Linked DNA regions of Homo sapiens: region 2 is linked to region 1. A link is an interaction called in ENCODE POLR2A ChIA-PET data of the cell type or tissue named here. Cell type or tissue: B cell. All regions are shown on one strand.

Region 1 (4,000 bases):
TGGAACCACAGGTGCCCGCAGGCAGCGGGGACAGCCCCCGGCCCAACTCCAGTACAGCCCAGCACATGGGAACTGGAACCCAGAGCATGGGCAAGGCAAGAGCAGCTTCTCGGGAGCCAATCACGCCTCCTCTCCTGCCAACGTTCCCTCCAGAAGCAGATAGGGGAACAGCCTGAACACGCCTCCCCAGCACGGCCACAGGAAGGACCCGCGGCCAGTTTCTGGACCCCTCCAGGACCCCCGCTGCACGCCCACCCCACCCCTACCACGCCTCCACCCCCACACCAGCAGATTTTCATGTTTCCTCTTGGCACCAGCGATCTTGATCGCCACAGACAAAGGACAGGAGAGGTCAGAAGATTCCAATTTCCACCAGTGCCCATGTCTGGGCTGTTTCTAAAATGCAAGCAACCTTCACCAGGACTGCAGTTCACACAGGCTCCAGTTCAGAGGCAATTATCCGACGCCATCAGATGCCTGTAGACCTTGCAGACAGTCAAAGATATGCAAATCCAGACGTGCCTCCTTAAGCCTCCTGACAAAACAACAGCTATTTCCAGAAAAGACCACCATCCACGACAGGGAAGGCTACGGGGAAATTGGAGCCCTCAGCCAGGCCTCTGAGCACAACGGCTGCAGAGACCGCCATCGCTAGGGACCTTATAACCCAGTCCTAGGGGTCTGTCCAAAGTCAACAGAAGCGAGGGCTGAGGGAAGGGCTACCTGTCGCATACATACATGAGCGAACACAAACACACTAAACGTCCACAAACAACAAAAAACAGATTCATCATCCATTTAAATTCATAATTACAAAGGCAAAAAAGTGCTTAACTTTTTTTTTTTTTTTTGAGACAGAGTCTTGCTGTGTTGCCCAGGCTGGAGTGCAATGGTGTGATCTGAGCTCACTGCAACCTCCACCTCCTGGGTTCAAGCGATTCTCCTGCCTCAGCCTCCCGAGTCCCACAGGCTGGGACTACAGGTGCGCACCACCACGCATGGCTAATTTTTGTATTTTTAGTAGAGATGGGGTTTCACCATGTTGGTCAGGCTGGTCTCCAACTCCCAACCTCAGATGATACACCCACCTCGGCCTCCCAAAGTGCTGGGATTACAGGCGTGAGCCACCGCGCCCGGCCCAAAGTCTCAACTTTTTAACTGAAAACTACAGAATGGAAAATTAATACTTCTACTGATGACAACTATGTACAAAACGCAGCTGCCCGTGTGGGAAGCACAAGTGAAAACACAAGCGGGCACTGCAGTGGCAAACAAGAGCATGCACTCCCTCTCCTCGGGAAAACAGCTCCCTGCGCAGCAGAGGCCCCGCTCACCTCGCCAGCCTGGGCCAGACTGTCCTCTTTCTCACGCAGCCTCTTGCTGGCAGCATCCAAGTTCTGCTGACACTGCCTGTTGCGCTCCAGCTGCTCCTGCATCTTCTCCTCCGCCCCGGCCTCCCGCTCCTGAAGCTGCCGGATGCGCGTCAGGAGCTCCTGGTTGCGGTCGACCTCACGCTGTTAAGAGAGCAAGAGTCAGATGCCACGTGCCGCCCACGGGAGGGTCAGCGGGGAGCCCTCACCCCCACACCTCTCTCAGAACATGCCGAGGCACAAAAAAGAGCCGAGCAGGACCCATGAGCCAAGTCATAGGCAGAACCAGGACGGGACCTGGGACCCAGCCCCAGCGTTGGCACCCCCGCTGTGGCACCATGACGGTGAGCACTGTGCGAGGTCAGGGCTCCCAGGAAGGGCACTTGGCACAGATCACACACACATTTATCACACCGTCTGCTCAGCAGTTGCCTCTGCAGGGAGAGGGGGCATGGGAAATCTAAAATTCAGCATTGACCTTGGGGAGAAGCTGAGCTTTCATAGCACCAGCAAATCCTGTCTAATTACGCTCTGTCCGGCACTGAAAGGAGCTGGCACTCCCCCAGCGAGCAGACAACAGGGGCAGAGACAGGCAGCGTGGACAGGAGGCTGTGGGCAGAAGCAGTTTACACTGGGCTCAAATCTGCCACACATGCACCCCCTCTCACACAAACCACAAACCTCCAGACCCACCCCCCACGACTGGCCTTAGGGAGGCCGCGTGGCTCTCACTGGTTGGGATGGGACATGACCAAGCACCACGCTCAGACCTCCTGACTCTAATGACCCGCAGGCCCTCCAGAGTTCACTGCCAGGTACCGGCGTCCCAGGAGGTGAAGGCGGTGAGTCCTGGTGGAGCCCGGCACTCCGGGACCCTCTCACCCTGCCTTCCTCGGGAAGCACCAAGCACTCCCGGAGCCCCGGGTGGAGTACGAGCTTGTGCTGTCCTCATCCAGGGTACTCCAGCCCAAAACCCAGGAGAGCTGTGACAGAGGTGGCCGCCTTCTGAGAGAGGCTGACCCGCGCACCTCGGAGGGACTCCAGCCCTTGTGAGCTGCAAGGGCTGCCTCACAACAACCAAGAGACCCTTCTGTGATGCAGGACAAGAACTGGGGTTGGCACGGGGCTCCGCTCAGCACCATCACAGCCAGATGCGGCACCGGGCCTGGAACTGCCAGTCCCAGCGCAGACAGGGCAGCCAGCAGGTCTTTGGACTTCAGACACTTAAGTCTCGCCCCTAATAGGTATTTCCAGGTGGAACTCCAAGGAACAATTGGAAAACTACTGGTTCTGACTGTTCCTGGGGTCCCATGCAGCTGTGTCTGCGGGCAAGGAAGGACAGTCCTGTTAGAAGGTGGCTGGAGCTCAGCAGGGAGCCCCAGGTGTAAGCCCAGTCACCTGCATCCTTGGATTTCCCCAAGACAGGGTTCCCGGAGACCCTACAATGACCCCTCCCTCAATCCAACATTTGTGAGCACCCATAAAATGCCATAAGCTGTGCCACACAATGGAGATCCTGGGCAGAGTCGGGTGGGCCCTGCCCTCAGGGACTCTCGGCCTAGAGGAACTCCAACAGCTGCACACTGTCCCTCCTGCCTGACAGCCACAGCCATACCATCAGCATGCTGCCTCCAGACCAATGACCTGGTGGCTCCTCTCCACCCCTAACAAGGGAATCTCAGTAGTTAGGGAGACTCCTGTGGACTCTCCCTCCCCTTCCCACCAATTCCTCCAGTACTGTCCCTCCTAGGACCCACCCAGGCCATGAGCAAACGCCCCACCTCTCAGGGAAAACAGCTCTCAAAGCAGCAACGGAGCCAACCCTGAGGCAGTGGCCCCCACCCCAGCGGTGCCTCAGTCTCACTGAGCCCACACAACGCACACCGCAGTCAGGATCTGCAGGCCAGGGGCAAGCAATCCAACCAGCATCACACCCCGGAAGACGTGAGCTATTTTTCTAGGGCCCAGGAGAGTGTGTGAATACACCGCATGATGTCAGGGCGGGGCTGGACATCCACCCGCCAAGAGAGGGCACGGAGGCCAGGGAGACTTTCCGCCCAATACTCTGCCTGAACCTTGGCAGCATTTCCACAACTGATCAGCACTGACTGAAACCCTGGCAAAGTGCTGTTAATCAGAGCAGAGGGGATCCGCGCACTCAGTGGAAACCTAATTCCCTCCCCAAGGACAGGGTGTTTTCCCTGCTGCCCTGGGGAGCCAGGAGCAACACAGAGCCGCCATTGAGACCGGCACCCTTTGCTAGGGCCCTCCAACCCCAAGACCCAGCATGGACCCGAGACCCTGATCCACCCCATGACCTCCTAAGCCTGTCACTCCTACACCACTTGGCATTTCTGCCAGACCTGCATTCCAATTCTTCCAGAGGGAAGAGGAAACCAGGAGACCCAGCAAAAGAATCTGTGCCAGCACCGCAGCCTCAATGAACAGACACAGCAAGTGTTCCCATTTCATGCCACCCTCCTCTAGGACATCAAGCATAACTGATACCTGCCCCACAGCATGAGTGGCCTCAGAAGGAATGTCCTGGCAACCATGACACAGGGCGTGTCAGGCTTCCAGCCAGCTGGGTTCTCATTTCCTACGGCCTGGCAGGTACCGTGCACAGCCCC
Region 2 (4,000 bases), 56 kb after region 1:
CCGGAGTCGATGGGGCTGACATTCTAATCCTCGGGGGTTTCCCACTATTACAAAGCGAGGCTGGTGTGGATCCCGCTTTGTGCTCTGTGGACCGTCCGCGGGAGATTCCTAAGAAACAGGCCTCCAGGCCGGGCGCGGTGGCTCACGCCAGTAATCCCAGCACTTTGGGAGGCCGAGGCGGGTGGATCATAAGGTCAGGAGATCAAGACCACCCTGGCTAACATGGTGAAACCCTGTCTCTACTAAAAAAAAAAATACAAAAAAATTTGCCAGGCGTGGTGGCGGGCACCTGTCATCCCAGCTACTTGGGAGGCTGAGGCAGGAGAATCGCTTGAACCCGGGAGGCAGAGTTTGCAGTGAGCCGAGATCATGCCACTGCACTCCAGCCTGGGCGACAGAGCAAGACTCCACATCGGGGAAAAAAAAAAAAGAAACAGGACTCCAGAGCACAGTGGTGGGGAGGACAAACTGGACCAGGGGTGACCAGGTGGGGACGTGGCTGGGCCAGAGTGAGGTGCGGGGAGCAGAGGTGTGGAAAAGTCACCTCCGCAGCCTGACTCTGCTGCGAGTTCTGGATCTTGCCTGTAAGCCAGCCACACAGACTCACCCTTCAGCCTTCTCCTGTCACACCACTCCTGCCCTGAGATGTTGAGACGTGACCCTTTCTTCCCCCTCCTGCCCCGACACACACACAATTTGCCAGTTACCTGGCTGGAAACCTCATACTCCACATGCTTCAGGAAGAGGCCCTTCTTCTCCGGAATGAGCTCCACCTGCACGGTGTCCCTGGCCAGCAGCTCCTGCAGGGTGTGGGACAGCAGCAGCGGGTTCCCCTGCGGCATCTGCATTCGACTGGGGGCTGGGACCTGCTGCACGATGGCCTGGGGCTCGATGGCCTGGGGTGTCGGCAGATCTGCAGGGGAGATGGTGAATGACCAGTGAGAATAGCTGCTCAAAAGCTGGAGCCTTGGCTGGGCACAGTGGCGCAGCCCTGTAATCCCAGCACTTTGGGAGGCCCAGGAGGGAGTATCACTTGAGCCCTGGAGTTCAAGACCAGCCTAGGTAATATGGTGAGACCCCATCTGTACAAAAAATAAAATAAATTGAAAAGTGCAGCCTCCCTCTGCTGTGTGCTAGCTCAGCACATGGACTCTGGCCACGTCATGCAACAGGTCCCATCGTCAGCCAGCCACACTCACTCACTCACACTACGGAGTCGACGCCGGACTCACTCACACTACGGAGTCGAAGCCGGACTCACACTACGGAGTCGACGCCGGACTCACTCACACTACGGAGTCGACGCCGGACTCACTCACACTACGGAGTCGAAGCCGGACTCACTCACACTACGGAGTCGAAGCCGGACTCACTCACACTACGGAGTCGACGCCGGACTCACTCACACTACGGAGTCGACGCCGGACTCACACTACGGAGTCGACGCCGGACTCACTCACACTACGGAGTCGACGCCGGACTCACTCACACTACGGAGTCGAAGCCGGACTCACTCACACTACGGAGTCGACGCCGGACTCACTCACACTACGGAGTCGACGCCGGACTCACTCACACTACGGAGTCGACGCCGGACTCACACTACGGAGTCGACGCCGGACTCACTCACACTACGGAGTCGAAGCCGGACTCACTCACACTACGGAGTCGACGCCGGACTCACTCACACTACGGAGTCGAAGCCGGACTCACTCACACTACGGAGTCGACGCCGGACTCACTCACACTACGGAGTCGAAGCCGGACTCACTCACACTACGGAGTCGACGCCGGACTCACTCACACTACGGAGTCGACGCCGGACTCACTCACACTACGGAGTCGACGCCGGACTCACTCACACTACGGAGTCGAAGCCGGACTCACTCACACTACGGAGTCGAAGCCGGACTCACTCACACTACGGAGTCGACGCTGGACTCACTCACACTACGGAGTCGACGCTGGACTCACTCACACTACACCCACTCATGCTACGGAGTCAACGCTGGACCCACTCACTCATGCTACAGAGTCGACGCTGCGGGCACGTCCTTTTGTTCAAAAAAATCATGGTGGTCAGGCACCATGGCTCACGCCTGTAATCCTGGGACTTGGGGAGACCGAGGCAAGAGGATCGCTTGAGCTCAGGAGTTCAAGACCACCCTGGGCAAGATGGCAAAACCCCATCGCTACAAAAAATACAAAATTAGCCATGCGTGGTGGCTCACTGGCTAATTTTGCAGTCCCAGCTACTCGGGAGGTGAGAGGATCACCTGAGTCCGGGAAGGCGGAGGCTGCAGTGAGCCATGATTGCACCACTGCATTCTAGCCTAGGCAACAGAGTGAGACCCTGTCTCAAAAAAAAAGAAAAAAAAAAAAAAAAAACTCTTCCCTGGAAGGCTTCCACCTGCTCACGAATCAGCAAGTACACCCACATTTCTGTGACTACATCAAATCAGTCTTAACCTTGGGGAAGGAAAACAAAGTGAAATATGTACAAGTTTTGTGTGAAAAAGAATCTTCCTTTTCTCTAGAGCCAAGAGAACAGGCTCAAACCAAATAAACTAGCCATACGATCTTCTAAATGCCCCAGTGTGTTCACAGTGAACACATTACTTTCATATGCCAAAAAGTCATCTGGACAGACAGGAGGGAGGGGAGAGAAGAAGGGAGGAAAGAAAGAGAAAAAACTCCAGGCCTGCTTATAGCTAGGACTCCCAACCACATGCACGGAAGAATTAAGCCAGAAAACTCCAGCTGCCTTACAGACAAGAAGTCACCGTGCACCCTGCACAAAGCAGCAAAAGCAAATCAGAGATCCTACGCCCAGCTTGCAAAGAAAAAACCAAAACAAGGAATAATGTTTAAAAAGTCAGTTTGGTTTTTAATACAAAGTGAGTTCTAAATAGAAAAAAAAGTGTTTCTCATTTTTTTTGTTTTTTACATGTTAGCGCACACCTGTAATCCCAGCTACTCAGGAGGTTGAGGCAGGAAAATTATCACTTAAACTCAGGAAGCGGAGGTTGTGGTGAGCCCAGATCACGCCACTGCACTCCAGCCTGGGCAACAGAGACTCTGTCTCAAAAAAAAAAAAAAGTTTAAAATAAGTGTTCTCTATTAAGCATGTATTAATTTTTATGATTTTCCTGATTATTAAGATAAGATAATCTTCCAAGAAAGAATGTAAACTCAGTAATGATTACCAAGTGGTCACATGTTGGTGAAGAATTTGAACTTTGATTGCATGAGAATCTGAAAGAGCTCAAAAAACACATTTTAAATCAAAGACACTTCTTTAACTCTCGATTGTCTCAAACATCTCAATAACTTCTATGTACAAGTTCCAATCATTAGAAAGCTATGCTTTCAAATATCAATTTACTAAACTAGAATGCCCTTTTTTTTTTTTTTTTGAGAGACAGAGTCTCGCTCTGTTGCCCAGGCTGGAGTGCAATGGCACAATCTTGGCTCACTGCAACCTCCACCTCCCGGGTTCAAGCAATTCTGCTGCCTCAGCCTCCAGAGTAAGTGGGATGACAGGCGTGCACCAATATGCCCAGCTAATTTTTGTATTTTTAGTAGAAACAGGGTTTTACCATGTTGGCCAGACTGGTCTCAAACTCCTGACCTCAAATGATCCACCCACCTCAGCCTCCCAAAGTGCTGGGATTACAGGCATGAGACACCGCGCCCGGCCAGATGCCCATATTTGCAAAATAAATTTTAATTAAGAAAAAGAAAGAAAAAGACCAGGTACTATGGCTAGCACCTACAATCCCAGCACTTTGGGAGGCTGAGGCAAGAGGATCACTTGAGCCCAGGAGTTAAAGACCAGCCTGGGCAACATAATAAGATGCCATCTCTACAAAAAATAAAATTACGGGCATGTTGGCGCAACCTGTAGTCCCAGCTACTCAGGAGGCTGAGGCAGGAGGATTGCTTGAGCCCAAGAGTTCACGGCTGCGGTATGCCAAGATTGGGCCACTGCACTCCAGCC

The links. Peaks named below come from ENCODE experiments on the same cell type or tissue, not always from the same donor. Only the 100,000 strongest peaks of a DNase experiment are listed, where the experiment ranks them.
Region 2: POLR2A ChIA-PET joins it to region 1 with 7 read pairs; 9 of 35 experiments call an interaction of 5 or more read pairs at or near these places.

The regions. Positions count from the first base shown.
Region 1 is chr7:2,221,241-2,225,240 of GRCh38, forward strand. It overlaps MAD1L1 (mitotic arrest deficient 1 like 1), which reads right to left. Exons shown (of 19, transcript NM_001013836.2): 5 at 1,335-1,514. Among named protein-coding and RNA genes, the nearest start is that of MAD1L1, 9.7 kb to the right of the region's middle. In B cell, no CTCF peak of the experiment used is centred here; no DNase peak of the experiment used is centred here.
Region 2 is chr7:2,277,393-2,281,392 of GRCh38, forward strand. It overlaps SNX8 (sorting nexin 8), which reads right to left. Exons shown (of 11, transcript NM_013321.4): 2 at 708-913. Among named protein-coding and RNA genes, the nearest start is that of MIR6836, 22 kb to the left of the region's middle. In B cell, no CTCF peak of the experiment used is centred here; no DNase peak of the experiment used is centred here; H3K27ac peaks cover 794 bases.